3 separate regions of the Homo sapiens genome follow, and all the other regions are linked to region 1. A link is an interaction called in ENCODE POLR2A ChIA-PET data of the cell type or tissue named here. Cell type or tissue: OCI-LY7. All regions are shown on one strand. Links, peaks and the distances in the headings refer to the core of each region. The heading gives the core; the rest is flanking DNA.

Region 1 (10,334 bases), core at 3,257-8,256:
ACCCATAAGGGGGTGGCCTGGCAAAACAAAAAGTTTTAGACAAAAACCACTCTACTCTAGCCACACCACGGAAAAAAAATCTTCAACCCCACACCCACATCCCATCATCAAAGGCCAGGTGGAGAGCCAAGAGTTCTACACTCACCTGGTTCCGATGAGGCACCCTTATTTATAGACTACATGTAAGAAGACACCATTTTTACAGAGCCCAAATGGGCAAAACTAAGAATATATTACTTACAGATATACTCACTTTAAAAAGCAACAGAATGTTGAACCTGAAGTTCAGGACAGTGTTATTTCCAGAGGGAAAGAGAAGGAGGGGATCACGGGGGAACACACAGTAGCTTCAAAGTAAAACCTGCAAATGCTAAGCACGAGTTCCTCGACATACAAGATCTGAGCCTCACCAAACCATGAGGAGGTCTTTAGGAGGATCCCGATTTTACATCAGAGATTTGAGGGCTAAAAAGGTTAAGCCCACTGCCTGTGGTCACACAACTAATAAGCAAGTGCTCAGATGCAAGCCCACAGCTGTCTGACTCCAGTCTCTTCCTGCTCACTCCCTTCCTCAACACAGAGAAAAGACAGGCAGGAGAATTGCAGCTGTGATTCTGAACCAACTGGTGGCTTCTAAGGAAGAGATTCCTACTGTACTTCTAAACCATTTCCCAGAGAGTTTTGAGTAAAGGCAAGTGTAGTTCCAAAACCAGGGGGGAAAAAAATCTTCCTGAAAGCAAGGAAAGGGGAAAGGGGGTGGAGGCACAAACCTGGGCTCTGCTTGGCACTGCAAGAGCTATGTGAACAATCCTCGAGCGAGAGTCCCCATCACATTCCACAGGCTACCAAGTCAGGCCCAATTCAGTTACTAAGTAAAGGCCCTGGGAAAATCTTATTACTCGTTGTTTTTGTTTTCTTTTATTCTGAAACTGGGGGACAGGAGACAGAAGACCAGCAAACCATTCGTAAAATTCTAAACCTAGCCTAAATATGGTAAAACTATAAACTGCTTAGCCCACAGCATGAAACATGAAATTAGTGACAAAATTTGAGTCTCTTTGAAGAATTCATATAAAGGAATACGAAAGCAGAACAATGCTTCTCTGTAGCAAAGACCAGACACTTGGGAAGCTTAAATACCACTCTACTATCTGAGGATGTTTTAAAACTGATTTCTAAAAACTAAAAAGATGGAACTACATAAAAAGATAACAGAAGCAAAAAAAATATTATTGTCTTCTCAAAACATCAGAAATAACTGTATTCTAACTGCATTTCTGGTAGAGGTATCTCCAGAACCCATCAAAGTCATTAATAACAACTCACATCACCTGGAAAAATCTCATGATCAGCACTGATGATTTTGTAACCTTAGTTCATCTTTTCTAAGACTATATTTAAAAGGAAATCAAGTCTTTCCATTGTTGACTTTCCATCACTGGTGGAATATAATTGAATCCAAGATAATTTTAAGCCTAGCTTCGCCTACAAAAAAACAAAACAAAACAAAAAATCCTGCTAAGCTCCATCTCCCCCTGCTGTCAACCTGTCCTTTCTAAAAAGAAAAAGTCTAGAAACAAGGCCATACACCAAAGAAAATGCTACAGTATAAAAGAAATAAAAGGACATACAAAATGGTATAAAAATAATTCACCAGCCTGGACAACATGGCAAAACCTTGTCTCTACAAAAAACATAAATTAGGCAGGTGTGGTGGCACACGCCTGTAGTCCCAGCTACTTGGGAGGCTGAGATGGGAGGATCATTGGGGCCCAGGTGTTCCAGGCTTCAGTCAGCCCTGATCATGCCGCTACACTCCCAACTGGGCAACAAAGTGAGACCCTGGGAGGGAGGGAAAGGAGGGAAGGGAGGGAAGGAAGGAAGGGGAGGGAAGGGAATGGAGGGAAGGGAGGGAGGGAGAGAAGAAAGGGAGGGGAAGGAAGGAAGGAAGGAAGGAAGGGAAAGAGAAAGAAAGAAAAGAAAAGAAAATTCAAAATTCATGCAAACTTCGTGTTGCAGCCTAAAACTGTCTACAGTATATCAAAGCAAAGGCATGTAAATTCATCCTCTAAATACAATAAGCAGGTGAGAAGCAAAATCAAAAATAAATCTCACTAGATAAAAATGGAAAGCATTTAACACACAATCGTACAAGGTGAGGAGTATTTTTTATTAAAAGCTTTTTAGTTACTTTCTTCCACCTCCCAGATTTGAGCAATTCTACTGCCTCAGCCACCCGAGTAGCTGGGATTACAGGCATGCGCCACCACACCCAGCCAATTTTTTTTATTTTTAGTAGAGGCAGGGTTTCTCCATTTTGGCCAGGCTGGTCTTGAACTCCTGACCTCAGGTGATCTGGCTGCCTGGGCTTCCCAAAGTGTTGGGATTACAGGTGTGAGCCACCGCGCCCAGCTACTTTAGTTACTTTCTTTATGAAAAGTGATCAGGTGCTAATGAAATCAGCATCTGGCATTATAAAGATAAGAAGTTATCCCAAAGAATATCTCAATGAAGAATGCTGAATAAATTCATCCACAGGCACTTGTTTCGTTCATCCTACTGCACTAAGCCTAAGTGGTCACAACACAACTAACAATTATCCTTGAAAATTAAAGGAGAATAGCCCAGCTTTAAAACAAACTTAAAATCTAGAAAAGAAAAAATATATTACTTCAACTTCAAAAATGGGAAAATCCTGAAACATACTGAAGAATTTCTTTGTAAACTCCTAGATAATGAATTTTGGGTAAAAATCAATATGGCTTATTAAAAAATAAATCCCCCCAAGGTAATCTAATTTACTGTTATTGAGGCAACCCTCTTATCAAGGGACCACAAGAATTGTATTTCTTATCTTAAATATTGATTTGATAACCATGAAGACACGAGAAAGGTGTTCTTCCCAGAAAAGCACATCCCAATGGTTCTTTGACCCCAAGTCATAAAAATTATTCTTATTCTTCCTGTCCCTGTAATTCTAAACATAAAATTTCTGCAAAGACAGAGACAAGCAAATGAAATGGCTGAAAAAAAAGGCAAAGAAGTGATGACAAGATGTCAGTGGCACCCATATAATCATTATAACCTTGCAATATATACAGCATATCAGAAATTTTTATAGGTTAGTTATCTTCATTTTTGAGGCTTCTCCATCTCAGCAGAAGTTCATCTTCCCAGTTGCTCAAGCCAAAAACCTACAATTCATTTACATTCTTCTTTCACACCCCACATCCATTCTGTGAAGATCTATAAATTCTACCTCCCAAAGACCATCTTAACTCCTTTACTTCTCTCCATCTCCACTGTCTTCACATTGGTTGAAGCCATTGTTATCTCTCGACGAGACGCTACCCCAGATTCCTCATTAATCTTCTTTCTGCCCATGATCATTTTCCACAGAGTAGTCAGACTGACTTGTTAAAAGGTTAGTAAACTACATCTTACTATTCCCCTGCTTAAAAGCCTCTAACGTGTTCCCATGGCCTCAGATATCAAGAAATGTGAAGAATGTAAAAATTCTGCCCTACATGTGAGATAACAAGTTAGCCTGCCACACAGCTATATAGATGCCTGTGGAAGACATGAGATGCCAGGGTCAGAGATAAAAGACATCATTACAGCAGTAGCAGTAGCCAAAGTATCAGTATTTTTTGGTGCTAGTCCCTTAAGCCTCAATTCCCACCAGGTGACACAAAGAGAACAAGATGACCTCAGCACAACAGCAGGTTGTGTCACAGTAGAGTAACTCCGAGCTTAGTGAACTGAAATATTTTGTAATGGGCAGTAAGCTTGCCTGGCCTTTACCCCAGAAGGGGCATTCTCTTTCTCTTCCAAGGCCATTCACTATACAAATCATCCTTGAAAAGATCATCCAGAAGAAAGACAGTCAATGTACAAACACAAGAGACAAGTGGAGAACTGTCCCCCAACATTAGAGTAGGAGCCAAGTTTCTTGCTATGGTCTATAAGGACCTACATGATTAGTTATTTCTCTTCAATTTCATCTGGAACCTCTGTCTCCCCAGCATACTCACTTTAGCTCCACTGGCCATCTTTGATGCCTTCCAATGAGCCAAGTTCTTTCCTGCCTCAGGTCCTCAGCCTGCACTGGTCCTTTTGTGAAAAATGCTCTTTGCCTAGCTTAGGTGTCACTTCCTCAGAAGGACCTTTCCTGGTCAATCTATCTACTTAAGCAGCTATCCTCACTTGTTATTACCTTTTTACCACTTTGCTCACTCATTCATTTGTGCAATAAGCATTTACTGAGCACCTACTATGTACCAATCATTGTTACCATAGGCACAATAATTACTTTTGATACTTGTTATTTACTGAGTCTTCCTCAAGGTGGAAACCTTGTCTTTTTATTCATCCTTAAATGCCTAGAGCTTAAAATTGTACATTCATTAAAAACTCTGTTGAATGAATGAACTATTACAATACCAAGAACCAAAACATTTGCAGATCGGTATGGGAAAGCAGCATGACACTGCACAAGAAGTATGGAATTGGAGCTAGACGTCCTAAATTCAAACCCCAGAATCATCATTTAATGGTGCCCAAGGAATTCTACTAAGTTCTTTGTAAAATGAAATTCTTTCCTACCTAACTCACAAAATTATTGTTAGGATCAAATAACAGAATTTAAATGGACGGCCTTGCAATGCTAAATGTAATTCAAGGCCTGTAACAAATTAATAGTTAATACATGCCTACTGTTAGGCTGGTCCTAGTACTGAAACTTACAATAAAAATGTATAACTTAAGTGAAATCAGAAAACACCTTGTCCTTTAATAAACTTGAAGGGGAAAAATGGTTCTTCCCCCTAGAACCTTGGGCTCTGTAGCCCAGGCTGGAGTGCAGTGCGGTGGTGCAATCTCTTCTCACTGCAACCTCCACCTCCTGGGTTCAAGCGATTCTCCTACCTCAGCCTCCTGAGTAGCTGGGATTACAGGCGCCTGCCATCAAGTCCAGCTAATTTTTGTATTTTTAGTAGAGACAGGGTTTCACCATGTTGGCCAGGTTGGTCTCGAGCTCCTGACCTCAGATGATCTGCCCACAAAGTGCTGGGATTACAGGTAGGAGCCACGGCACCTGGCCTAGACATGCTTTTAAAATTTTCAGATAAAAGTGAGTTGCCTTTACCTGATCTTGATCCTAAAATACTAAAAGAATGCTTTTTGGTTACCAAAGTTATTTTTAAGCAAGCCAATCCAATGCAAATTTACAAAAAGTTGACTATAGTTACACCCCTGAGTGCCAACCTTCAAAACAGAATTTTTAGCTTTCTGGCAAAAGTCATGAAACTATAAATTTTAAGTATTAATTTACTGACTTTAACTGAAACCAAAACAGTCTCTTCACTGTGATGTGGGTGGGTGGGTGGGTGGGTATGTGTGTGTGTGTGCAGTCAAGGGAAAGTAAGCTTCATCCTACAATAGATATAAAATAGTAGTTTCAGAGGCAAGGCACCAGGTGGCCTACAGGAGGAAATACAGTGATCATACTGAAGTGTTAGCAGAAGACTGGGACTGGCAACCAGACTACAAACCAGACCATCAACTCAGACAAGCTGCACAGCTGGCTTGAGCTCACCCATCCACAAGCTCATTTACTATAACCTCACAATAAAATTACTCAGAATTTAATTTTGAAGGGTACTGCTTCTATGATCTAACACTGAAGTATAAATTGATAAAAAGGATAGCCATTTTAAAAAAGTAGAATGTGAAAACAATATGATTAAGATTTTTTTTTTTTTTTTTTTTTTTTTGAGACAGAGTCTCAGCCTGTCACCTAGGCTGCAGTGCAGTGGTGCAATCTTGGCTTACTGCAACCTCTGCCACCTGGGTTCAAGCGATTCTCCTGCCTCAGCCTCCTGAGTAGCTGGGATTACAGGTGCCTGCCACCACGCCCAGCTAATTTTTTTGTATTTTTAGTAGAGACGGGGTTTCAACATCTTAGCCAGGTTGGTCTTAAACTCCCGACCTCATGATCCACCTGCCTTGGCCTCCCAAAGTGCTGGGATTACAGGCGTGAGCCACCGCGCCAGGCCAAGATTCTTTTTATGTAACATTTTTCAAACTCATTATACATATATGTAAATAACTAATAGGTACACTGTGCTAGCAAAAAGAAGGAATATGAATTGGTACTTCTAAAACTTAAACTCAAAAAGAAAATATTGAGGCAGAGAAGTACATGAAAAGTCTGTTTGGCACTGCTATGAAAGATACCCAGTTTAAGAAGAATGGAGACAGATGATCTACAATGAACATATAAGTGGCATTAATAGGGGCACATATTTCAATATATATAATTATATTCAGAAGCTTTTCATTATTCATGTGAAGGTCTCTCAAAAACGTGCATCTTTACATGTTATTTTAAAGATGGCTACCTATTCCAAATGTGGAGGGAGAGGGGGACAGCGGCAGTTATAAAACTGTTCACACAGTCCTCAATAACCACAAATACTATTATAATAGTAAAAATAAAATCTAGGACATCTAGAAACTTCCTCCTTGATATTAATTTTAAATACCAAATATCTAATTGTCTTCCAATTAAGTAATTTCCCTTATAAATAATAATGATAGTGTCTCCAATATGCCAGGCACATATTCTTTACATCACATAACCAATACAACAATCCTAGGACATGGGCATTATCTCTATTTTAGGAAGGAGTATAATAATCAGTGAAGTTTTAAATCTTACCCAAGGCCAGGAACAGTGACTCATGCCTGTAATCCCAGCACTTTGAGAGGCCAAGGCGGGCAGATCACATAAGGCCAAGAATTCAAGACCAGCCTGGCCAATATGGTGAAACCCTATCTCTACTAAAAATACAAAAATTGGTCAGGTGTGATGGTTCACACCTGTAATCCCACCTACTCAGGAGGCTGAGGCAAGAGAATCACTTGAACCCGGGAGGCGGAGGTTACAGAGAGCTGAGGTTGCACCACTGCACTCCAGCCTGGGAGACAGAGAGAAACCTTGTCTCAAAAAAAAAAAAAAAATTTACCCAAGATAAATTAAGAAGTGGTGGCACTGTTATCTAAACCCAAGACAATCCTATTCCAAATCCTTGCCTTTTTTATACAATGCCATCAATATATTGCCTCTCAATAATAAGTTAATTTTCAGTGTGTTCCCAGCACTATATGAATGAATGAGACTCATTATTTCATCTAATTCCTATAATACTCTTGCAAGGTAATTATTAGCCATATTTTTTTTTTATTTGAGAAAAGACTCCTAACAGTTAAGTAACTTGGCCAACGTCATACAGCTAACTTAATAACGGGACATGCAGGGATCCCACCCTAAGTCGCTTGATACAAAGCCTAAGTTTCTACCATTGTATTATGCAGCCTCCACCTTATATTATTTACAATAATTGTAATTTAGGCATAATTTATAAATTATTAGTTTACTGTTGACAATGCTACATAAAAATGCATGTTACTAACAACAAACTGTTAAAATGCATATTTTATATTTTTTCAGAAAAAAACTGGAAAAACACACAAATAAAAAATCTTATATTTATGAGTGATAAGATTACTGGTAAATTTTTTTATTTCTGTTTTTCTGGTTTTTCCTTAATTATGATATATAACTTACCAAAAGTTAATTTTTTTCTTAGCATTCATTTAACATTTTATATTTTTAGTTATGCCTATCTGCCTTAACTAAATATAACTTTTGCTAAAAAATATTGGGTTAAATGGGAACATTAACTGAGGAAAGTAATATAAAGAAAAATGTTTTAGAGTACACACAAAAAAGCTACATTTCAGGACAGGTATGTTTCTTTCTGTTTTCTGGAACCTATCAAAACTAAATTCTGATTGTAAAACATGATAAAGTTTAATATAACTGCAGAGTTGAACAAACAGACGAACAACAAAGAAAAATACGTCATACAATTAAATCAGACAGCTTTTAAGTAACACTAAAAAAAAAAAAAGCAGCCTTTTTATTTTATATTTATCCAAAAAAGAATAAAGAAAGTAAAAAAGAGGTATTCAGAATCCCATTAACTTGGAGGCAATGTTCAAGGAAAAGTACTAAAACTAGCCAAGTCAGTGTAACTTGAGAAGAACACCCTTGGAAACTACAGCACAAAATCATCTTGGAAAAACATCAGTTTTAGTGACTCTTCGGGCATTTGAGCAGATTAACAGTAATCTGAACAAACTACTTAGTGGCTCTGAAATGTTGCTTAAGCTAAACAACAAATCAGAAGATGAATACCCATAAGCAATCAAATTTACTTTTCAAAATACATACTCTTCTCATTTTGCTCAATGACCCCATATCATGCTCACTAAACCTCTTTGGAAGCACTGCTCCTTCGTTGTGGAGGCTGCTGCAGTAAGTGCAACCTGAAAATGGGAGGTACATAAATTTCATTTCCCTAAAGGAAACCACCACTCTACTACTCACTGCGTAATCTGACAAGAATTTAGCATTTGTCTTAGAAGCCATCAAGTGATATGCACTCCAACAGAAGCACAGAATCAGGAGGGTAGAAAAGGAGAGCTTCAACTTTTTCCAAAATGTTTTAAGACCTGAAGCAAATACGACAAAACATTAAGATCAGATGAAGCTGGAAGGCATTATATTATTCCTTATCCTTTCCAGTTTGTTTGAAATATTTTAAAATTAAAAACAGTAATGTTTAATATGTATATATTAACATATATACATATTAACATATATATGTATATATGTATATATTATACAGGTTAACACAACACTCATTCCTCCTAGTATATTTGAATCAATAACACATACATACATACAATCTCAACATCCCTCCAGCCTTATCTGTGCCGCTTGACCACCCAAGGCAGCCACTGCTGACGTGAATACCAAACATTCCCTAAGATTCAATTTGCTCCTTTGCAAAGCATGAATTCATAAAAAGTGCCATATGATAGGATAAAAAAATAAAAAATGCTTTATGTAATGATGCCAAAATAGCCTTAAGTCCCGAGATGGTTTATGTGGATGCCTTCAATCCATTTTTAAAATGAAAATAAGTAGGTTTACTTCTTGAAATGGCACAATTCCAGAACAGATAGTCCTAATCCCCCAGAGAAAAGCACAGGTTCTCAAGGCACCTTACAAAGTATGCCACCTACTTTTCACACCAGAAAAGTCACTTTTGGTATTAAGATGACAAGAAGATATATTAATGGCAAGCTCAGACCTTTAAAATGTGAGTTCTTGGGCTGGGTCTGGTACCTCAGCTGATGCCTGTAATCCCAGCACTTTGGGAGGTGAAGGCAGGCAGGCAGACTGAGCCCAGGAGTTTGAGACCAGCCTGGGCAACATGGTGAAATCCCAACTCTAAAAAAAAAATACAAAAAATACATTTTGTGAGGCCGAGGCGGGTGGATCACTTGGGGTCAGGAGTTAGAGATTAGGCTAGCCAACATGGCAAAACCCCGTCTCTACTAAAAATACAAAAATCAGCCAGGTGTCATGGTATACACCTGTAATACCAGCTACTCGGGAGGCTGAGGCAGGAGAATCGCTTGAACCCGAGAGGTGGGGTTGCAGTGAGTCGAGACTGCGCCACTGCACTCCAGCCTGGGTGACAGGGCAAGCATCTCAAAAAAAAATAAAATAAATAATAATAATAATAAAAGGTGTGGTGGTTTATACCTGCACCTGTAATCCCAGCACTTTGGGAGCAGAGAAGAGAGGATGGTTTGAGGCCAGGGATTCAAGAACAGCCTAGGCAACATAGCAAGGCCCTATCTCTACAAAATAAAATTCTAAAACCTAGCCAGGTATGGTGGTGTGCACCTGTGGTCCAAGCTACTCAGAAGGTTAAGATGTCAGGATTGCTTAAGCCCAGGGGTTTGGGGTTATAGTGAGCTACGATAGTACCACTGCACTCCAGCCTAGGCAACAGAGCAAGACCCTGTTTCAAAAACAACAGCAGCAACAAAAGTGCATTCTTAACTCTCTTCTCACTGAAAGAACCAGAGCCCACATTTGTATGGTGCTTTTGACTACATAGGCAAAAGACACTACGTGGAAACTGCTCTCATTTACAGGAAACGGATGGGGTGGATAATACAAACATCATCAACTGCCTCCCTCTTCCCTTCACTAGAATTTAAGAAACATTTGGTTAGTGACAAAACAAAAACTTGAAAAGCAGAAGTTCACAGCTGAAACAGGACTTGAATATGCATCAAGGAACATGTTATGAGCATCATAGTGGTCAGTCCTAAATGACATCATTTCAGCTGTGTGTTTCCTTATTCTCAAAAATAAGTGCTAAACTTAGTTGCCACTCCTCAATGAA
Region 2 (10,334 bases), core at 2,637-7,636, 130 kb before region 1:
CAAACTGGCACTCTTTGTAAACACAGCCTAAATGAAGGTTTTTGTAATTTATATTAGGGAAAAAATATTCACCTACCCACCTAATGAGGAATTTTATCAAGGGTACTGACTGATGAAATATTTTACCAATCAGTTTTTTAGAAACTCACTCTAAAGTCTTTCAATTTAACTCAGCATATGTTCTAACAATTTTATAATTTGAATATGTGATTTTCAACAACTCCAAAATGAAAGTGGCAAGGTCTGACAAATAGCAATGCCCTATACTAACAAAGACAACCTGAATCACAAGCATGTGCATGTACAACCGCAGACACAAAATGGCAGTTATGCCTTCACAACACAAAATTACATAGTGATCTGTGGCTTTCTTCTACTTACTGCCAAAGACGCATTCCTCTGAGATGCCTGCTCACATATATTCCAACATGAAAATAAGGGTTTATTCACATATTAAAAAGCCAACTCACATTACAAGTTGAAAATTTGGCCTTTTTGCTGCTGAATGAATAAATCTGCTTGTCCTTTTTAGAGCAGACACAGCGCTGGGAAAGAAGTGCTGGTAAAGACTCCTAATAAATTATCAGAAAAAAATGAAAAAGGGTACTCTAGGAAAAGTCTTCATTTTATGTCTATTCCTAAGTGACTTATAAATGCCTTCAACTTTAGAATATAATTAAAGTCTTGTTATAAAGTAAATTGAGACAAAGTAAGAAAACTTTTGATTTGATTTTTTAAAAATAAATGGAAACACTGTCAACTTACTACTTAGCAAACACACCAAAAAAATGACTTTCACCCACTTCATTGCCAGGTACCTAACAGGTCTCAATAAGTCTACGACCCAACATTTTCGAAAGGGAAGAGAGGAGTATCATATTTCCATTCTAAATACTGAGATACTGATTTGTGAGACTAGTTAGGAGGAAGCAAAACAGATACAATATGTTTCCAGGATTTCCCCTGCCTCCACCACCCTGTAGAGGTTAAGCAGAGGCTACAGATGGCAAGACAGGTCTAAAAGGTCTGAGTGGAGAAATAAACGGGAGCTGGAAGACAGGCCACACTTCCTACCTTCTCACAAAGGAAAATAGTATGGGAACCATGGAGGAATCTCCTAAAACTGACCCATGAGATCAGAACTGCTTACAAATGTCAAATATTCCACTGCTTTTCATTCTATCCAGGGAAAAAAAATTTACTTTCATCAGTGTATACGTACCCTCTATAATACTTTTAAAGAACAAGTCTCCTTTTCTAATTCTCTCAATTACAGAGGAGTACAAAACATTTAGTAGCATTCTGGATAATTTGTGCCAATTTAGATGATTCATGTAGTATTGCTTTTCCAGACTAAATGGTCTATGGCCAGTGCTTTCAAGTCAACAAGGGTGCGGAGAGCAAGACCTAATTACAGATCTGAGTCAGTGTCTAGAAGCTCCCTCAGCCCAGGGGGCCGTTCCCCACAAAGGCAGCATTTCATCTGGCGGTACAAAAACAAGCCAAGTTTTTGTACCACTTTCCATATTTACACAAGTCCTTTTGTATGCCATTAATATATATACAAGTCCTTTCATATATAAGAAAGAAGAAGACTCCATTCCACAAGAAACAAACAAAAAAGAGTAATATCAGTTCACCGAATTGATTTTTCAAAGAAAATTTTCAATAGGCTTTTCCCCTTAAAACCCAACTATAACATGCAGATTTTTTAAAAAAGAAAATGCACACAAAACATATTACACAACAACCAATACATTCACAAAGTGTAAGATCTTCAAACAATTTCAACAAAAGATGTTAATGTTTTCCTTCCTGTAACATGGATATAATATGTATAAATTAAAGGGGAAAAAATCTTTTGAGTTCACTTTTTTTCAAATGTTAAACATTTAAGTAAAAATGGCACCCAGAAAAAAAAACAAAACAGAAATTATATTGTTGTAAATTTTTCTCTGATACTTTATCAGTAATTAGGTTCTCAAGTTGAAAGGATTAATGATTTTTGAATGGAACTGACTATTCAGTTTCATGGAGGCAACATTCCAAGCAAGAGCAAAGGGTAACAGGACTCCCCCAATAGTAAGGGAATTAGTTTTTTGAATGCAAAATTTAAATGACTTAAGATTCATTTCAGGCCAGGCATGGTGGCTCACATTTGTAATTCTAGCACTCTTGAAGGCTGAGGCGGACAAAAAATACAAAAAATTACCCAAACCTGGTGGTTCATCATGCCTGTATTCCCAGCTAATTGGGAGGCTGAGGTGGGAGGATCACTTGAGCCTGGGAGGTCGAGGCTGCAATGAGCTGAGATTGCACCACTGTACTCCCGCCTGGGCAACAGAGTGAGACCCTGTCTTAAAAAACAAAACAACAAAAACAAAAGCAAAAGCAAACAAAAAAAAGATACATTTCACACAAGAACAAGATAGAAAATGATCCCTAAGACCCAATATTGGGTCACAAGGGACATAAAGGCACAACAAAGATTTCCAAGGAGGCTCCCAGATGACTGATACACAGTACTATTTCGAGGTGCAACCTGACAGCCAGTTCTTAGGAGTAGACCCCTCTTCTGTACTACTGCTACCAGTACAAAGTAACATAGTGACAAACTGACAAATTTAGAAAAAAAAAAAAAAGAAGTAAATTTTGTAGGCATAATGGCGAATTCTCACAATGCAGAAAAATGATGCCAGAAGCATCATTTGGACTACAGAATGAATAGAGCTATTTAAATGAAACAGCAACCAACACACTCTGAAAACCTCATTAATGACACAATTGATCTATAAGTATCCTGCACATTCCACACCTGCACAGGAGTGTAGAAGTAGATACAGAGAGTGAACTCAATGGTAGGCCAATTACCAGAGAAAAGTGCTTCGTATTAGTAGATAAGACAGAAAGCTATCAGCATGTTGGTTCAAACTCATTGACCATTCAAAACCTAAAACATTCTATCACAGATCACTAGGATACCCAATAATAGATCTTTTCACAAGTACCTAAGAACAGATTTATAGCCTCTTTCAGCGATCCTCAATTTATTCTAAACTCCCTTACGATTTTGAGTAATAAATGCACATAGCATCTACATTTACTCAAAGTTAAAAAGCATCCAAAAATCATACAATACACTATGTGGGAAGAACACAAACAAATGCATGGGAATAATAAAGACCAAAACCAGGATAGTGGCTTCTTGGGGATTAAGAAAGGGAACTGCTGTTAGAGAGAAATATCCTGGGTTTTTTAATGTTCAATGGAATTGGTAAACATTCGATTTCTCTATAGAGTGTTGAGGAGAGGTAACATGGATTTTGTTTTTCTGCTAATCAAAAAGGAGCTGGGGTAAGGATATTTGTGTTATGCCTTATATGCTTTTTATATTTGAAATATTCCTACTAATTTTTCAAGAACAAAAACAAGGAATTAGAAGGGTATAGACTGTTCTAAGAAAACACAAAGAACAAGTCTGCACTGCCAAATATGCACCTACCTATGCAAAGGGATGAGTCTGCCAGTATCCAAGACCCTTTTTAGCATTCACAGCACAAGTTGGTCGATCAGGACGCAAAACCTTCTGGGGGTGTGGGGGTGGGGTAGAATCTGAAAGTGATATATTTTATTCTCATGTCTTTGAATACTAAATCACTACCTGCTAACTGTTAAGAGTGAAGAGTATGCCAGTCAACACCAACACACTCTGCCAGTTTAATTTAATGGTATTATTTTGCCTTGCTTTGCAATTACTCCTACATTTCCCCAGGGAGAAACTAATGGATTACTAAAAATAAAATGGAGACTAAGTGAATCACTTAGGCTGTTTTGGCTCCTAACTCAAACTGGCTTAAATAAAAAGGAAATGTATTGGCTCAAATGCTTGGACGTCAGAGAAAGGGCAAGCTTCAGGGCTGGTTTCCTTGTGATTCTGGACTCCGTCCTCCACCCTGTGTGGCTTCTCACTCAGTCCGGAAGCCACAATGCTGCAGCTACACCAGACCTCACACCAGCGCACAACAACATCCAGAAGTAAGAGGCAGCTCTGTCCTAACCATGAGAAGCCTTCTGCCAGAAGCTCCAGGCAAACCCACATTGGAGCCACGCTGGGTAGAAAAGGATTACAGGACCATCTCTGAAACCATCCCCCTGGCCAGGTAACACTCAGCACTCACTGATGTAGCCAGAGTTCATGAGTCAATCATGGACAAGGCAGAAATGAGACTGCTCCTAATCAGGGCGAGCTGCAGTCAGTTCTTCAACCCCATAACATGAGGAATAGATGCAACGCATGATATGGATCCAACCCTAATGTTCAGTCAGTACTATTTACAGGCAATAGCCTGAGCAATACTGTATCAGAATACGAAATAAATCACTATTACACTGTATTTGTATATAAAGCTATAGATTCAAAAAGCAGATGACAAACGACTTCATCTCTTTGAGAAAAGTAGATTTTTTAAAATTTTGTTTCTATGTTTTCATTTCTCTAATCAGAAATTTAAACACAGAAAATCAACACTTTGTAAAGCAGGTAGGTCATAGGAAGTATGGCATAGTACTTACTATATTCTTGTGCCATGGCTACCGAAATTTAGACAACGTCCACACCAATAAGGTATAACCTGAAATAAAATTAGAAAAAAAACCTGGTTAAGTGCACAATAAATTTCACTAAAATACAATAGCTGTATAACTTACACAGGTCTTATCTTTGTTCTAGAAGAGGCAAACCAGCCTTTCTAAGGTAAATAGTTGCTTTTAAATTAGACATTAGAGAAAAATGTCTCTAGTATTATCATATTTCTTTCTTTTTTTTTTTTTAAGATGGAGTTTCACTCTTGTTGCCCAGGCTAGAGGGCAATGGTGCGATCTTGGCTCACCACAACCTCCACCTCCCAGGTTCAAGCGATTCTTCTGCCTCAACCTCCCTAGTAGCTGAGATTACAGGCGTGTGCCACCACGCCCAGCTAATTTTGTATTTTTAGTAGAGACGAGGTTTCTCCATGTTAGTCAGGCTGGTCTCGAACTCCTGACCTCAGGTGATATGCCCGCCTCAGCCGCCCAAAGTGCTGGGATTACAGGCATGAGCCACCGCGCCCGGCCTGTCTGTAGTATTATAATATTTCTAAATATTTTTAAGGTCACATGCATCTTTGTAGAGCTGACCATAACAAACCAAAACAAACAAAATACCTTTTTATCAAGTACTGTTGCCCTGGACTGCTATTTATAAAGCTGAAACAAAAAGGGGAAAAAATAGAATTATTATTTTTCTCTTTTTGAGATGGAGTATCATTCTGTCACCCAGGCTACACTGCAGTGGCACAATCTTGGCTCACTACAACCTCTGCCTCCCAGGTTCAAGCAATTCTCCTGCCCAGCCTCCCGAGTAGCTGAACTAGAGGCGCGCACCATCACGCCCAGCTAATTTTTGTATTTTTAGTAGAGACAAGGTTTCACCATATTGCCCAGACAGGTCTCGAACCCCTGACCTCAGGTAATCCACCTGCCTCGGCCTCCCAAAGTGCTGGGATTACAGACGTGAGATACTGCGCCCAGCTGAAAAATAGAATTATTAAACAGACCTCAAAAATCATGTAGTCTACTCACTACAAGACACAACTAACCTGTTCAACCCAATGCAATTTAAAGCTAGATAAATAAGCTTCGATTTCTAAATTCCTTAACTTGAAGATCTGAGGAGACAGTTCTCAGGAGAAAAAAATGCAAAAATATGATTCCAATATCTGATACTGCATCATCTTACTTAGTAAAATCTATGAATATTCAGCACACTATGGAGTGCTGAACAAACACACCCACAGAACTTGAGATTTTTAAGATGCTGGAATTGCTTTTAATATTCAAAAGGGAAAGATAATAGCCGGTACAATGGCTCACGCCTGTAATCCCAACTACTCTGGGGACCCAGGCACGAAAATCGCTTGAACCTGGGAGGCGGAGCTTGCAGTGAGCTGAGATTGTGCTGCTGCACTCCTCCAGCCTGGACGATAGAGCGAGACTCGGTCTCAAAACAAAAAAAAGGAAAGATAAGAACTCTGTCCTTATCCAAACCTCAGACCACATAACTATATAACAAACCACACTTTCAATTAAGAGGGACTGAAAAACATGAAAGTCTAACTAAGCTTTAAGACAATTAAGTTTCCAGGTAGTATGATGACAAGGCTGAGGATCACTGTCCATGTATCCACAAATACAGTGTCTAACTTCACTTGCCTCAGTGTGTGTGAGATTCAGCCATGTTGCTGTATTCATTATAGTTAATAAGCTTTAAAAAAAAAATTTTTAAGCATTAAAAGAAGAAAAGTGGACGCCTCAAAACAGAAGGAAATATTTGCAATACATATATCTACCAAAGGACAGATTCAGAACATATAAAGAACTCCTTACAAATTAATAAGAGGGCTGTGCACAGTAGCTCATGTCTGTAATCCCAGCATTTTGGGAGGCTGAAGCAGGAGGATTGCTTGAGCCCAGGAGTTTGAGAACAGCCTGGGCAACATAGCAAGACCCTGTCACTACAAAAAAATTAAAAAATAAAAAAAATTCAACATCTTCCTTGGTTTAAAAAATAAAAATAAATAAAAATAAAAAATTAGCTAGGCATGGTGGTGTGCGCCTATAGTCCCAGCTATTTGGGAGGCTGAAGCAGGAGGATCGCTTGTCCCCAGGAGTTCGAGGCTTCAGTGAGCTCTAATTGCACCACCACATCCCAACCAGAGCAAGACTCTGTCCTAGGGGGAGAAGAAAAAGACAAGCCACCCAAACAGAATATAAAAATGGCTAACAAGCATATAAAAAGGTGTTCAACTTCATGCATCACCATGGAAATACAAATTAAAACTACAATGAAATAAAATTACATAATGATGAAAATGGCTGAAATTTTAAAATCTGACAACACCAAGACTTAGGATGTGCAGCAATTCAACTCTCACACAATGCTGATGGGAATACAAACCGTAAAGCTGTTTGGCAGCATCCAATAAAGCAGAACATAAACATACCCTGCAACCTAGCAATTCCACTCCTAGGTAAATGCCTCCTGGGAATGTGCAAACATAAATCCTATACAATAATTTTCCAATAAGTGTTAGCTGTAATAGCCGAAACCCAGTAACAAATTGTGGAATATTCATATAATGGAATATTATAGAGCAGGAATCAGGATTTTTTTTTTCTCCTGTAAAGGGCCAAATAGTAAATATTTCAGGCTTTGCAGGCCATAAAATCTCTGTCCCTGTCACATCTGCTCAAACCTGCCTTTGGAGTACAAAAGCAGCCATAGACAATACGGGCTTGGCTGTGTTCCGATAAAACTTTATTTACAAAAACAGCCAGTCCACCAGCCTTAGTTTCGCCTGCTACACAGCAATGAATATAAATGAACCATAACTAATACAAGAACACTGATAAATCTCACAAACATAATGTTGAGACAAAGATGCCAGACACATGAAAGAATATACTGTATGATTCTGTTTTATAAAGTTCAGTAATAGGTAAAACTATGTAAGTCAGAATAATAGTTTCCACTGAGTGTAGGATGTAGGGGAAAATACAGACTGGGAGAAGGAAAAGGGGGGAAATTCGGTGGGCTAATAATATTAGATTCCCTGATTTGAGTGGTAGTTTCACGACTATGTTCAATTTGGAAAAATTCATTAAGGTATAAATTTATGATGTACTTGTCTTCATTCTGAATAAAAAAAGTAAAACATTTCAGTAATTATTATAAATAAACAATACGGGACACATTACTAAGTGGATGCTTTCTCATAGCATGCTATACCCAGATTCAAACACTGATGGAATGCAAGCCTTGTGCCCTCACAAAGCAAGTTCCTGAAGCTCTCCCTTCACATCTACAGTGTGATGTCTGCATTGCAACTAAACTCCTCTTCCAAGTTTCATGTAGGACTTGAGAACGAGCTATGATTAGATAGCGTACACAGGAGTGGCAGGAGGTAAACGCAATACAGAGGGAGGAAGGAAAGTAACAGATGGGTGAAGAGACTGGTAGAAATAAGTCCCTGCATTTTAACATAATCTGCTAAGTAAGCAATACAGAATTTAAAAAGTAACACAAACAGCTTAGAAACACAATTTGGAAGGTCACTGAACTTGCCTTTTGGACATTAAAAATAACGACAATTTAAAAGCTTACTAAGGCTCTTAAAAGACTGATGAAGGGATTTATTTCTGGTACAACAATTTCTTCCAATCTAACAGATTAAATAGACAGGAAGTTTCAACTTTTCAAGTGAAGTAGCAAACGTGGCAATGATACAGTCTTGACTTTCAAAGCTGACATGTTTTCACATTATGAGGATTTACGTTCTATTGTATGGGCTTATGTCATTAGTGAAATGAAAAGAGAAGAAATAAAGAAAAGAAGGTGAAAATAATTGAAATCTAGTCACTACAGGCTGGGCGCAGTGGCTCACGCCTGTAATCCCAGCACTTTGGGAGGCCGAGGCGGGTGGATCACGAGGTCAGGAGATGGAGACCATTCTGGCTAACACAGTGAAACCCTGTCTCTATTAAAAACACACAAAAATTAGCCGGGTGTGGTGGCAGGCACCTGTAGTCCCAGCTACTCAGGGGGCTGAGGCAGGAGAATTGCTTGAACCCAGGAGGTGGGGCTTGCAGTGAGCCGAGATCGTACCACTGCACTCCAGCCTAGGCAAGAGTGAGACTCTGACTCAAAAAAAAAAAAAGTCAGTTGGGCTACATAGCAAAACCCCATCTCTACAAAAAATACAAAAATTAGCCAGGCGTGGTGGTGTGAGCCTGCAGTCCCAGCTACTCAGGAGGCTGAGGTAAGAGGATCACTTGAGCCCGGGAGGTTGAGGCTGCAGTGAGCCATGATCATGCCACTTCACTCCAGCCTGGGTGACAGAGCAAGATTATTAAATGTAGGGAGAGTAAAAGGCAAGTGAAAAGAAAAAAAGGAAAGGAAGTTTTCCCATAGAGGTAAGAATGGAAATAAGTTTTGAATGATTACAGATAGGCAAGGTTAGGAGAATAGAAGTATCACTCTAGGCAGAGGGAGAGAACGTATGCATGGAGACATGAATGAGTCGGTCATATCTGAGGTATAATCACAAATCTGAGACAACCAGAGTGTGACGTACAAGGACAAGCTAAAACTGAGATGTGGCCAGGTGCAGCCGATCATGCTTATAATCCCAGCACTTTGAGAGGCCAAGGCAGGAGGCTACTTGAGCCTAAGGAGTTTGAGATCAGCCTTGGCAACATAGTGAGACCTCATCTCTATTTAAAAATAAACAAATAAATAAAACTGAGATGATGAAAGGACTTGTAAATCACACTGAAGTTTGAATTTTATCTTACAAGCATTATGGAACCATGGGAGTGGGAACTGGGGAATGAGAATGGAGAATGAGAATGAAGTGGCATGTCTCAAAATATATCTTTTTGCATAGTTTTGACATTTAGAACCATGGTAATGTTTCCCGAAATAAAAAAAGCAAACAATTAACATCAACCAGTATATAAGGGGAACCTAAAGCGAAACATAAACAGTAACAACTAAACTGCATTAGGAATACATAACATAACCACATGACCACCCTGAAGGGAATGCAGAAGAACTAACCACTGTGGAAGCCAGTATCTTGACTATAATAGACACTGAGGCTAGAGACAAAACAAATACAGAAAGGAGAAAGGCTAGAATGAATTTCATGGTGTTAGATTTGAATCAGCGGTATCACTATGAAATCATAGTTTTTAACATGTATTTCAACAGACAGGAACAGATAAATGTAGATATGTGTATACATACATATATTCATCTCCCAGCTCTGTCCTCTGAGAGAGCCTAAGGGTAATAACATCTTAATAGCACAATTAGCACCCAGACGGTGGTTTCTAAACACCATCCTTCAATAAAAAGAACCAGGACTACTTGGAGAGATGTCTGGCTGCAAAACTGAGACAGGGAAAATATCAGGTGAGCCTGAAATATCTTGTGGTGCCAAAAAGTAAGGAAGTGCTCAAAAAAGCTGGGGACTTCTTAAAAGGAAAGTGGAACCAAACTGAAGAGGCCACATCTGGAACAATTTAAAGGATTATAACCCATAGGATAAAACAAACATCCACAAGTCCATAGTGATAAAAAATAAATAACTGAATGTGTAGTACATGGAAGAGAAGGCCAAGCTCTTTCTTATAGGAAAATTTTAATGGACACATGCAAAAAGGATAATGGAAGTAGAAAAACCACCATTTGACAAACACCACAGGTTAAAGAAAATAAGGAAACATAACTAACT
Region 3 (10,334 bases), core at 1,700-6,699, 340 kb before region 1:
TGTTGAAAGTCCAACAACCCTGCCAGAGAGAGCACATGCGGGCTTTGAGACTACATGGAGAGGGAAAGGGGCCCAGCTGAGCCCAGCCTTCTCTTCCACTGTCCCCACTGAGGTGTCAAGATTGTGAGTGAAGCCACCTTGGGCTCTCCCAGCCACCTCAGCTGCCAGCTGAATACCTCTGAGTGACCCCAGTGAATGCCATATGGAGCGGAAGAATCACCCAGCTGAGCCCTGCCCAAATTCCCAACTTGTGAAACAGTAGATAAGAACATGCTTGTTTTAAGCAACTAATTATGAAGTAGTTTAAGTGGCTATAGATAACCAGAACACTGGCTAAAGGAAGAGGTCATGACCAGGAGCACTGACTCCCACATGCCTCTCTGTGGACCCTTGGCAGGCAGTCAGGAGGCATTTGGGCTTTTGCTGGGGTTTACACTTGGGATCTGGGCTTGTTTTGTTCTTCTTAATCTGTTGCTTTAGCAAGCGGACTGCAAGGACCTTGGGCACAGTTTTTTGACAGATGGGCTTCAAGGTATAAACTGGAAATCTCTTATTTGTCTTTAAATTGCTGAAAACAGGGACCAACTTTGAAATCCATGCCTCCTACCTGCTCAAGGATAATGATACAGAACCAGGAGCAGAGGGTATTACAGCAACATCAATAATGAGATCTGATTAGACCTGAGTGTAAAATTAACATTGTTGCAGTTTGTCCTAAGGAGGAAAGAGTGTTATATACAGTATTTAGAAGTTGGTTTTGAAACAAAGATTTTAATTGGCTTCCACTAAGCAAATGCTTCTTAGTTTAAAAAAAGGCAAACACAGGTGTAGTGTGGGATGAGGCTAAGAACTATCAGCCACTGAGTAAATGACTGCTCCAAAGGTCCCTCTGTCCTTCTCTCATGAAAGCACCATTCTGGCCAGACATTCCTCACCTATTGAGGAGTGGCAAAGCATCCACAAATCTGAAGCCCGACAACACCCTCACCTACCATAACTTAACATGCTGCTCCCTGGCTCAGAAGAGCTGGCCAAGGGCTTTGGAAAGCTTAGGACAGAGTTTCCTTGAAGAGTAGTTCACTGCCCACCCAAGTCATGCATACTAGGGTCACTTATTAAAATGAAGGCTCTATGGTTCCAGCTTGGATCTATTAATACTGAATCTCTGAGCCAGGAGTCCAGAAATAGGAATTTAACAACTTCTCTAGGTGATACTGATGCTTAAAACAATAACTCAGACTTATTCTTAAGTCTGAGAACCACTGTTTGAGTTTCTCAAAGCCTCTTTTAACTTCAGATTTGCCTGGAATTCGATAGGAAGCTATCTCCTTGAATTGAAATTCATAGAGGGAACCTCTATATTAAATGAGAGAGAATGTTGAAGCACTCTTTTTTTTTTTTTTGAGATGGAGTCTCACTCTGTCACCCAGGCTGGAGTGCAGTGGCACTATCTTGGCACCGCAACCTCTGCCCCCGGGTTTTCTGCTTCAGCCTCCCAAGTAGCTGGGATTGCAGGTGTCTGCCACCAAGCCCAGCTAATTTATATATTTTTAGTAGAGATGGAGTTTCACCATGTTGGCCAGGCTGGACTCGAACTCCTGACCTCAAGTGATCTGCCTGCCTTGGCCTCCCAAAGTGCTGGGATTACAGGCATGAGCCACCACGCCTGGCCAAGAGAGAATGCTGAAGCATTTTAAAGGCCCCTCTCCTCTAAGAGCCTCCCAGGAGAGGGTGTTTCCTCTGAGTCCTCTGGCCTTAAGGTACACTTTTGTTGTCTTTCCTGTTCCCTAACCCCTACCCCATTTACAACCCTGTGCCAATGATGCTGCTATCTAGATCTCTTAGGCAAAGCTCCATGCAACCAGGCCATGCAGGGGACTCATAGGTTGAGACCAGTAAGACTGAGAAAATACAGATTAAATATTGGTTCTAGAATCAGAGGGCTGTGTTTGAATCCCAGCTCTGCCATTCACCAGCTATTTTACTGCTAACAAATTATTTAACCTCTCTAGGACTCTGTTGATTGTTCTGTAAAATGGGGACATTAATAGCACCCATCTCACAGGGCTATTGTGAGGACTCAAAGGGATAATGCACACAAAGTGACCATCTCCTTAATACATGTTAGATATGATTATATTATGGTGGAAAAGGGGCTGGAAGCCATGATAAATGAGGAAAAGTAGAGGAAATAGAGAATTTTTATCCTGGGGAAGACATAACATTGGGAAGACCTGACATTTTCTAAAAAATTAGTGGTTATAATCTGGGAAGAGAAACATATTTGTTTGTATAATTGAAGTGATAGGACTGGAAGTAGTTGTAAAAATTAAAGGGAGGTCGGGCGTGGTGGCTTACACCTGTAATCTCAGCACTTTGGGAGGCCAGGGCAGGAGGATGGCTTGAGCCCAGGAGTTCAAGGTCACAGTGAACCATGATCAAACCATTGTACTCCAGCCTGGGCCACAGAGAGACCCTGTCTCAAATACAAACACTAAAGGAAAATGGATTTCTCCTGAATAAAAGGAAGGACTTAAAAGAGAAGTTGAAAGATCAAGTGTGCAGCCTCAGGAAGTAGAGAGTTCCCCCATCACTGGTGTAACCAAAGACAGGTGGCTGAACATGTGGCGGGACAGTGAAGCGGAGCTTGGAACCTGGGCTGGGAGATGCAATAAATAAACTTTAAAGATCCTTTCCATCTTGATTCTGTGATTCGTGATTCTAAGTTTATTTAAAGACAGCAAGTGTCCACTAAAATGAAGAGATAGGTTCTTTGCAAAGTGATTCTTAAAGCTGGTTTTTACTTCAAGCTCAGGACACCACCCAATCACCATTGATCAACTACCTTGGAGACAAAAATCTGTTTCCTATAACTTGCATTCACTGGTCCCTATTTTGCTTCTTGGGCCACAAAGGTCAAGGCCAGTTTGTCTTTTTTTTTTTTTTTTTTTTTCTGAGATGGAGTCTCACTCTGTCGCCTAGGCTGGAGTGCAGCGGCACCATCTCAGCTCACTGCAACCTCCGTCTCCTGTGTTCAAGCAATTCTCTGCCTCAGCCTCCTGAGTAGCTCGGATTACAGGTGCCCACGACTATGCCCAGCTAATTTTTTTGGTATTTTTTAGTAGAGATGGGGTTTCACCATCTTGGCCAGGCTGGTCTTGAACTCCTGACCTTGTGATCTGCCCGCCTCGGTTTCCGAAAGTGCTGGAATTACAGGTGTGAGCCACCATGCCCGGCCGCCAGTTTGTCTTTCACACCACGGTTTTTCAAATCCTTAGTGAGCAGTGAGTCCACACCCCTGCTCTCCAACATGCACCAGGTCTTGTCTTTCTTTAAGTGAATTGCTTGTTGGCAGTGCCTGTCAAGGAAGTCCTCACTCCCACTCCAGCTAGCGTTGTTTATATTATGCTAGGCAGCATTTATGGCACATGTTTTAATAGGCATAGACTCATTAATTTGAAATGTACCTACATTGGGATGAGTTTATCTTTGTACTAACTAAAAAAAAAAAAAAGAGTTTGCTAAGCATATTTATTGTCTTAAGATTACAGAGCAATGTTTAAGCTTCTTATGAGAAGTAACTCTTTCAAATACCCTTAAGCTCGTTAAAAAAATTACTAGGTCACTTACAAATCCATCCTACCTTTTCACTAAGACAAGTGACTAAAGGACCACCTCCCGGCAACTTTATTAGTAATTTATTGTTTGCTCTTTGAATTGGCATAAAACTCCCTTCTTAAATGTATTTCACTCCCAGGAACGCAGGGTAGGTGAGGGTGGGTGGGCCTATGATGGGGGTGTTGTTTGGGGAAGGAAATGGCTTCCTTGGTTTTGGTGACGGGATTCAGAGGACGTCAACTCAAATGCCTTCTTACCAGGCAAGTTACCTAGATGTGTGCAGTGAGCTGGGAGCACTTAAGGCAATATGGAGTGGGAGCATCAGTGGCAAACTGGAGAAACTATCCCCTCCCAAGCAGTTTATACTTTTGCAAAAGAGTTGGATTTTATTGGCAGATAGCCATTTTGTGATGCTTTTCTTAAACGCTGAATTACAGTCTTGCACAGGAGATATGACTGGGTGAGCTTATTAGAGATTCAGGGGTGCACTACCAAGATCTAATGTATAGGGAGTTCGAGCCACTTAAAAGGACTTGGCACTTTGGGTAAGAAAAATGAATCATAGATGCATCAACAGAACACATGATGAGATCTTTGAAGGAATACACTTACATAAAGATAGGGAGTAAGGTACCCAGAGCTTAGGGTATTTTGTCTAGGAGATCATTCAGGTTGAAAATGGGTCATGAGAGATACAAATGGAAGGATAAAATGAGCTGCATGTGTTTAAAGGTGGGGCTGTGCCTGGCAGAGGAGCTGATTAAGAGGCATAATAAGATGCGTTAATTTAGAGTAAGTAATGGAAGGAACTTTGGGAGATGCCTGTTCACAGGACTGAAGGCAAGTGGGACTAAAAGGGTATAATGAGAGGTGTAATGAGAGAAGGGAAGGTGGAATGCTCTCTTGGGTCTCAGGTGTGATGACTCAGACACACAGAGGCAAGACAGAAGGAGATGTCTGATTTGAAAGGGTGGAGGACCGGAAGGGCATAATCTGACAAGGTGCAAGGGAGCACAATGCTGGCAGGCCCAGGAGAGGAGGGGGATCCACAGAGAGGAGCAATAGAAGGGGCCAGGTACTAGGAATGAAAACCCCAAGGTGATAATTATCTTCTCAGAAAAGACAGCCGTGTCTTGGAGTGTTTGAGCCACAGTTTTTGTAAAGGGTACAGAGGAGCCGCAACTCCTTCCTTCTGTCTTGTCTTTGGACAACAGCAGAGAAAACAGGCTACTGTGCAGCATGGGCACTGAAGTAAAGATTTCTGAACCATGTGGGACAGGGATGAGGGCAGTTGTGAAACGTGCTTTTCTTGTAACTTTGAGGTTTTACAGGATCTTGGAGACTGAGTGAATAGACTGGGCTGGTGGTGGAAGTCAGTGACTTGAATTTAACATTCTCAGCCTGGAACCAAGTCTCCCCAAGTCCCCCGCCAACCCCACCTCACCCCACATCCCCTGTGGCTACAACACTGCGGGCATGGCTCTGGGGCTCTGCACCTGCCACCCCAGGCCCTGCTTTCCTCAGCAGCTCTGCTGTCCCAAGTTGTCATCCACTCTGAGAGCGCCAAGGTCACCCCCTTGCTAATCTGGTACCTAGTCTCATATAATTAATGGTGGTAAAGAAATTCTAGCTCCATCTAGGTAACACATGAATTTAAAATAGTCAAGTTTCATGCACAGGGGGCTCTGAATCACCATTTTAGTAAAAAAGGAAAATAAAGTTCTTTTATCTAACTGAATTTTTGAGTTACAATTTAAGCCTGTTTCCCTCTGCAAGGTAGTCTGTGGATGGTTAACTTGTCAACATAATACTCAGTTATCTGGACACGGTATACCTCATACCTTAGTTTCTATTTCTTTTAATGCTGGTGCCTATGGCTATTCTCCTGGTAACCCTATTCTTCTAAAGCATAACCTGGGAACTTGTAGAAAATTTAAGTATTTTCTACTTAATACCTGCACAATCACTGATCCTGAGGGTGCAGCCACGTGACCTGTGTTTTGACAAACTCTCCAGGTGATTCGGAGGCAAGCTCAAGTTTGAGTCGCTGTTCTGTTTATAGCAAAGGGTTAAAAGCACAGGCCAATACTAAGCAAAGTGGACGAGCTCATTCTGACTCTTCCGTCGCTTAAGCAATTCTACTTAAGGAAAGACATGACCTGGTGCTTGTTGGGGAGTAGGGGAGTAGGGGTATAGACTCACTGCTAAGGATTTGAAAACCTCTGCTATTAATACATCAGGACTCTGTTCTAGAAAAACAACATAAAAGCATGAACGTATCAGAGATGTAGGACAAAGGAAGCCACTCGATGTTTATTGAGTGTGTTACGATTTGCCAGTCATTGCCTTTACACGTCTGGTTCTGTTTAATTCTTAAAACATGAGGCTGTTAACTACTTTACCAGATGAGGAAACCATGCTCGGAGATTAGGTAATTTTCCTAAGAACGCAGATGATAAGTAATGGATGGGATTTAAGCCCCAGTTGAAGTCAAATGTCTTTTTCTCAAAAGATGATGCCTATGGAAGGGTCATTAGTGACAAAATTCATACATAGAAAAAGTATCCAGCATTACTGTGGCATCTTTATTCTTTTAAAATCACACAGGACACAGGTCATATTTAACATTACCCAAGTCTTCTTTTTTTTTTTTTTTTTTTTTTTTTGAGACAGGGTCTCTGTCGCCTATGCTGGAGTGCAGTAGGGCAATCCCAGCTCGCCGCAGCCTCGACCTCCTGGGCTCAATCTATCCTCCCACCTCAGGCAGCTGGGACTACAGGCATGTGCCACCATGCTCAGCTAATTTTATTTTTTGCAGAGATGAGGTCTCACTATGTTGCCCAGACTAGTCTTGAACTCTTGGGCTCAGGTAATCCTCCTGACTTGGCCTCCCAAAATGTTAGGATTACAGGTGTGAGCCCTCACACCCGGCCAGTCTTCACTGGGTTTCTGACCCATGTGTGCCATCTTGCACTTTAATATCCACTTTGTTTATTGTGGGAAAACAGCACCTCACAGTTACTGAAACATCGTACTGTGAGACTGAAATCTGGGTTCAGATCATCATTTTACATTTAACTAGAGGCAAACAGTGTAAGTTTGCTGGGCCTGTTTTCTTTGCCCTTGGACTATCGTTCTTATCCCCACCTAAAGAGTTAGTAACCTAACCCAGCTTATCACCGGCACCAGATCTGGAGCGCAAGCAACTGGCCTTCCCAGTCAGCTCATGGATGAAGATCTTCCATCAATGCAGGCCCAACAGCACCTTCTCCCAGGGGCTCCCAACCCATGTGCCAAGCCCTACAGAAATAACGTATAAGCCCTCCGAACCATGTAGGAATCATGGTCTAAACAGACCTTTTTAGCTTGTTAATTGGAATATTTTGTGGCATCCATTCTTATGCTAGTCCAAGAACTCTGGAATCTGTAGAACTGTTGAACCAAATAAAAGGAAGAAACTCTACTGTCAGCACTCAATTAGCTGCGCCGCTGGAGAGGAACAGTGACGTGGTAGATTAAAAAAAAATTGGTTCGGTTTGACTTTGGAATGCACTGATTTTTTTTTCAGTAGATTAACTTTTCTAATTATATTTTGCACAGCCTAATATTAACAGGCATTTGTATTCCCTGGGCACACAACATCTGACATTGAGAGCTGGGAGATGCAGCCCAAAAATGTGCTGGTCTCAGAGAATAACAATGTTATGAAAAATCCATGCGTGGATAATGAAGGGGAAGCTAATTATGAAGTGCTCTGCAAATATTAAATCATAAGCAGAGAAGGCAAAATAGTAATTCTCTATCGACATGTGGACAGAGTAAAAAAGTTTATTAACATTCTGAGAAGGACAGAAATTTTCAAGAATCATCATTAGTGTTAACAAAGCTTGATGAAAAAATTCGGATGCAAGGAGGGTCAATGAGTTATTGGGTGGTCTTTCAAATAAGCAAACCTCAAGCAATAATACCAAAGTGTTTTAAAAGAGCGTTTAAAATGAATTTTATTCTTTGAATTTTACAGGTAGTCTTTAGAGGCTTCAAACAAGAACTCTGTTGCAAAACTCTAATAAATAGCTTGCCCCAAGTCCCCAAACAAAATGTAAAACAAAATGAGAACTAAACTCAGAAGGATAAGCAAGACTTCAGAATGCTTGGATGTTAGCAATATTTCTCATTTACAAAGAGATATCAGGCAATGTACAATCTCCTTCATACAAGTCAAAGAGAGAAAGAGACAGACAATTGAAATCTTCACAAAGCACTCCGAAATCTTCCTATTTCCATGATAGAAATGTCACCAGAAAAAAAAAATTCCATGGAGAAATCACAATCAAGAATGAAACTGTAGCATAAAAATCTGGTAGTGAATGTAGCAGGGAGAAGAGAGGAAAATCCATCCTGTTTCTTTCAGGGATGGAGAGAGGAAGGAATTGAGATTACTTGGGTGAGGGAACTTCCAATCAGATGCCGCTAGAGTGCTGAATGTTCCCTTAGACCAGAGTTGCCACTGAAAGGGCAGAGGGGTCGGTTTAGTGACAGTTATGAAGGCAACAAACAAAGGGGTCTCCTCAGGTCAGTCAACACTGGCCAGCCCCATGTCTCTGTGCTCTACAGCAGCCTTGGAAGAGTGACCCAGGGGCCCAAAGCAGCCTGCATCACAAGACAGCAAAAATAGCACATCAATAATTTCTGCAGCGGAATCCTTTGGATGGCCATGAAAGGATGCAGAAAATGCCGTGCTGAAATTTCACACTGGGACATGCAGGTTTCAAAAGCCCATTCTAGTATCACAGTCATTATTCCTAACAAGCAATGATTAAAATTCACAATTAAACATTCACTGTTAGCTTCTCCTAGTTACAAATACTGGTGAAGTCTTGCTCTGGAGAGAAAGATTAATTTAGAGATATGGTCATTTTCAGCAAGCTAAAAAAACCAGTTGTGCCACATTTTTATCTTTAAAAATCTTTAAAACGTATACTTTTGACCAAAATGCATTCAAAATGCAGACAGATAAGGTTTTAGTTTGGGGGAATTCTGAAATCAATTAATGTTTGGAGCCAGGAAGCTGTAAGAGAGATTGATTCCAATTTAGTGGGGCTCAATTAAGCCAAACAAAAAAGAGTCTTGCAGCACAAGTGGGACCATCTTCCTGGGGAAAGGGAGAAGCAGGAAATGACCTCACAATGCAGGACTGAGAAGGGGTGTGGCCTGCAGGCACTGTCAGAGCTGCTCTGGTTTACAGACTTGCTGTTAAATATTTAACTCCGGTCCTGCTGATCTCTGGAGGACAGGTACAGACAGCACTAGCTCATGCACGAGTCATTCAAGGGAGGTAGGCATTTTCTCAAAGCAACTCCCTCTCCAGGCATTTTAGGGAAGAAGGTAAGGAAATATCCCTCTCTACTCCCCAAACAAGTTATAAAAACATTCTTTTTCTAGGAATAATGATATTTGTTAGAATAACAAGGGAAAGCTTGGGTTACCTGAAGTTGATAAGAAAGCTGATGGGAATAGAGGCGGATGGGCCAGGGGGCGCCCTGGTCCAAGGCCCAGTTTCTTCTTAAATACATAACAGATAAAGATATTGTGCAAAAAAATAAAGACATTCACATTTTAGCAGTTAAACTTTTATTTTACTGTTTAAAATTTTTATTTACTTTTTTTGTTTTTCTTTTCTACAAAAGGCAGGTGATGATTGTTGATCTGCAACTATTGTGTTGTGCACTCCCCGAAAGGGGGCAGAGTAGGAAGCCAGGGAAGGTGCTCTGAGGATGCTTTCTATGGAGGGAATAAGGGCTGCAGGACACTCACTGGAGGGAGTGTCTGGGCCCTTCTCCTGTCCTCCTCAGCCTTCCCTAGCTCATGTCTATGGTGTTGAAGACCCATTCTGTGAACTTCTTCAGCTTGTCCGAGGCGTTCTGGGACTCCTCCTGTAGCCTCAGGTTGTCCTCTCGCAGGTGCTGCACCTCCGCCTGAAGGTGAGCTTTGTCTTCTTTTTCCTGGGAGGCAGAGTGAAGTAGAAAAGCTAAGAGGTGTTGGCCCCACCTTGCCCAGCTCTTCTGAGTAATAGCTATGGACCCGTTTTGATCTTTTGTCCATTTCTATTCTTCGTTCCTCCAAACACCTGTCTAAACGGACTGGTATCAGGTGCTAAGACACTCTAAGCTCAGGGAGCAGGGCTTCTAGAGAGATTCAACCCTGCAGGATTAGCTCTAAGTAATCCTGGAATGTAAGTACATTAATGTGTATTTTAACATCCTTGTTAGTCAGGATTGTCTTAAATTTTAGACAATTGTGTTGGTGGCTGATGTCTTGATATATAGTCAAGGCCACCCAAAAAACAAAACATTCAGTTCTTTTGGTGCAAAAGCCCCAATAACACCGACTACATGGGGGTCTGGGCTACTGACACATTACACAAGGAGTGGGGAGGCCGGGAGAGGACCCAGATGGTGCTGGCTGAGGTTCACAGCCTTTCACAAATTATTGAACAGTTTTTCTGTACACCGGACACCGAACGCCTCCTCATGCTGTGTGTTCCAGTGGCAACTGAAATCCCTGCATCCCCAAACACATGCAGGCACCGGGAAGACACCCACGTCTTATTTTACCATGCTACTTAGAAAGGGCTCTCATGGTTCAAGGGTAGTTTGTACAGACTGGACAATTTGCTTTGAGAATACATGTTTACCTTCTTCAAATCTTCCCGAAGC

What was found. ChIA-PET counts read pairs that join two places held together with the same protein. Peaks named below come from ENCODE experiments on the same cell type or tissue, not always from the same donor. Only the 100,000 strongest peaks of a DNase experiment are listed, where the experiment ranks them.
Region 2: POLR2A ChIA-PET joins it to region 1 with 6 read pairs; 6 of 35 experiments call an interaction of 5 or more read pairs at or near these places.
Region 3: POLR2A ChIA-PET joins it to region 1 with 6 read pairs; 2 of 35 experiments call an interaction of 5 or more read pairs at or near these places.

Annotation. Positions count from the first base shown.
Region 1 is chr14:71,399,040-71,409,373 of GRCh38, reverse strand. All of the region lies in intron 2 of SIPA1L1 (signal induced proliferation associated 1 like 1), which reads right to left. Among named protein-coding and RNA genes, the nearest start is that of SNORD56B, 5.9 kb to the right of the region's middle. In OCI-LY7, for the core only: no CTCF peak of the experiment used is centred there; a DNase peak (open chromatin) is centred at 5,503.
Region 2 is chr14:71,523,609-71,533,942 of GRCh38, reverse strand. It overlaps SIPA1L1 (signal induced proliferation associated 1 like 1), which reads right to left. Exons shown (of 24, transcript NM_001386936.1): 4 at 4,573-4,631. Among named protein-coding and RNA genes, the nearest start is that of SNORD56B, 130 kb to the right of the region's middle. In OCI-LY7, for the core only: no CTCF peak of the experiment used is centred there; no DNase peak of the experiment used is centred there.
Region 3 is chr14:71,738,304-71,748,637 of GRCh38, reverse strand. SIPA1L1 (signal induced proliferation associated 1 like 1) reads right to left here. Exons shown (of 24, transcript NM_001386936.1): 23 at 10,313-10,334; 24 at 7,429-9,620. The coding sequence ends at 9,477. LOC124903342 (a long non-coding RNA gene) reads left to right here and starts at 8,918. Exons shown (of 3, transcript XR_007064259.1): 1 at 8,918-9,003. In OCI-LY7, for the core only: no CTCF peak of the experiment used is centred there; no DNase peak of the experiment used is centred there.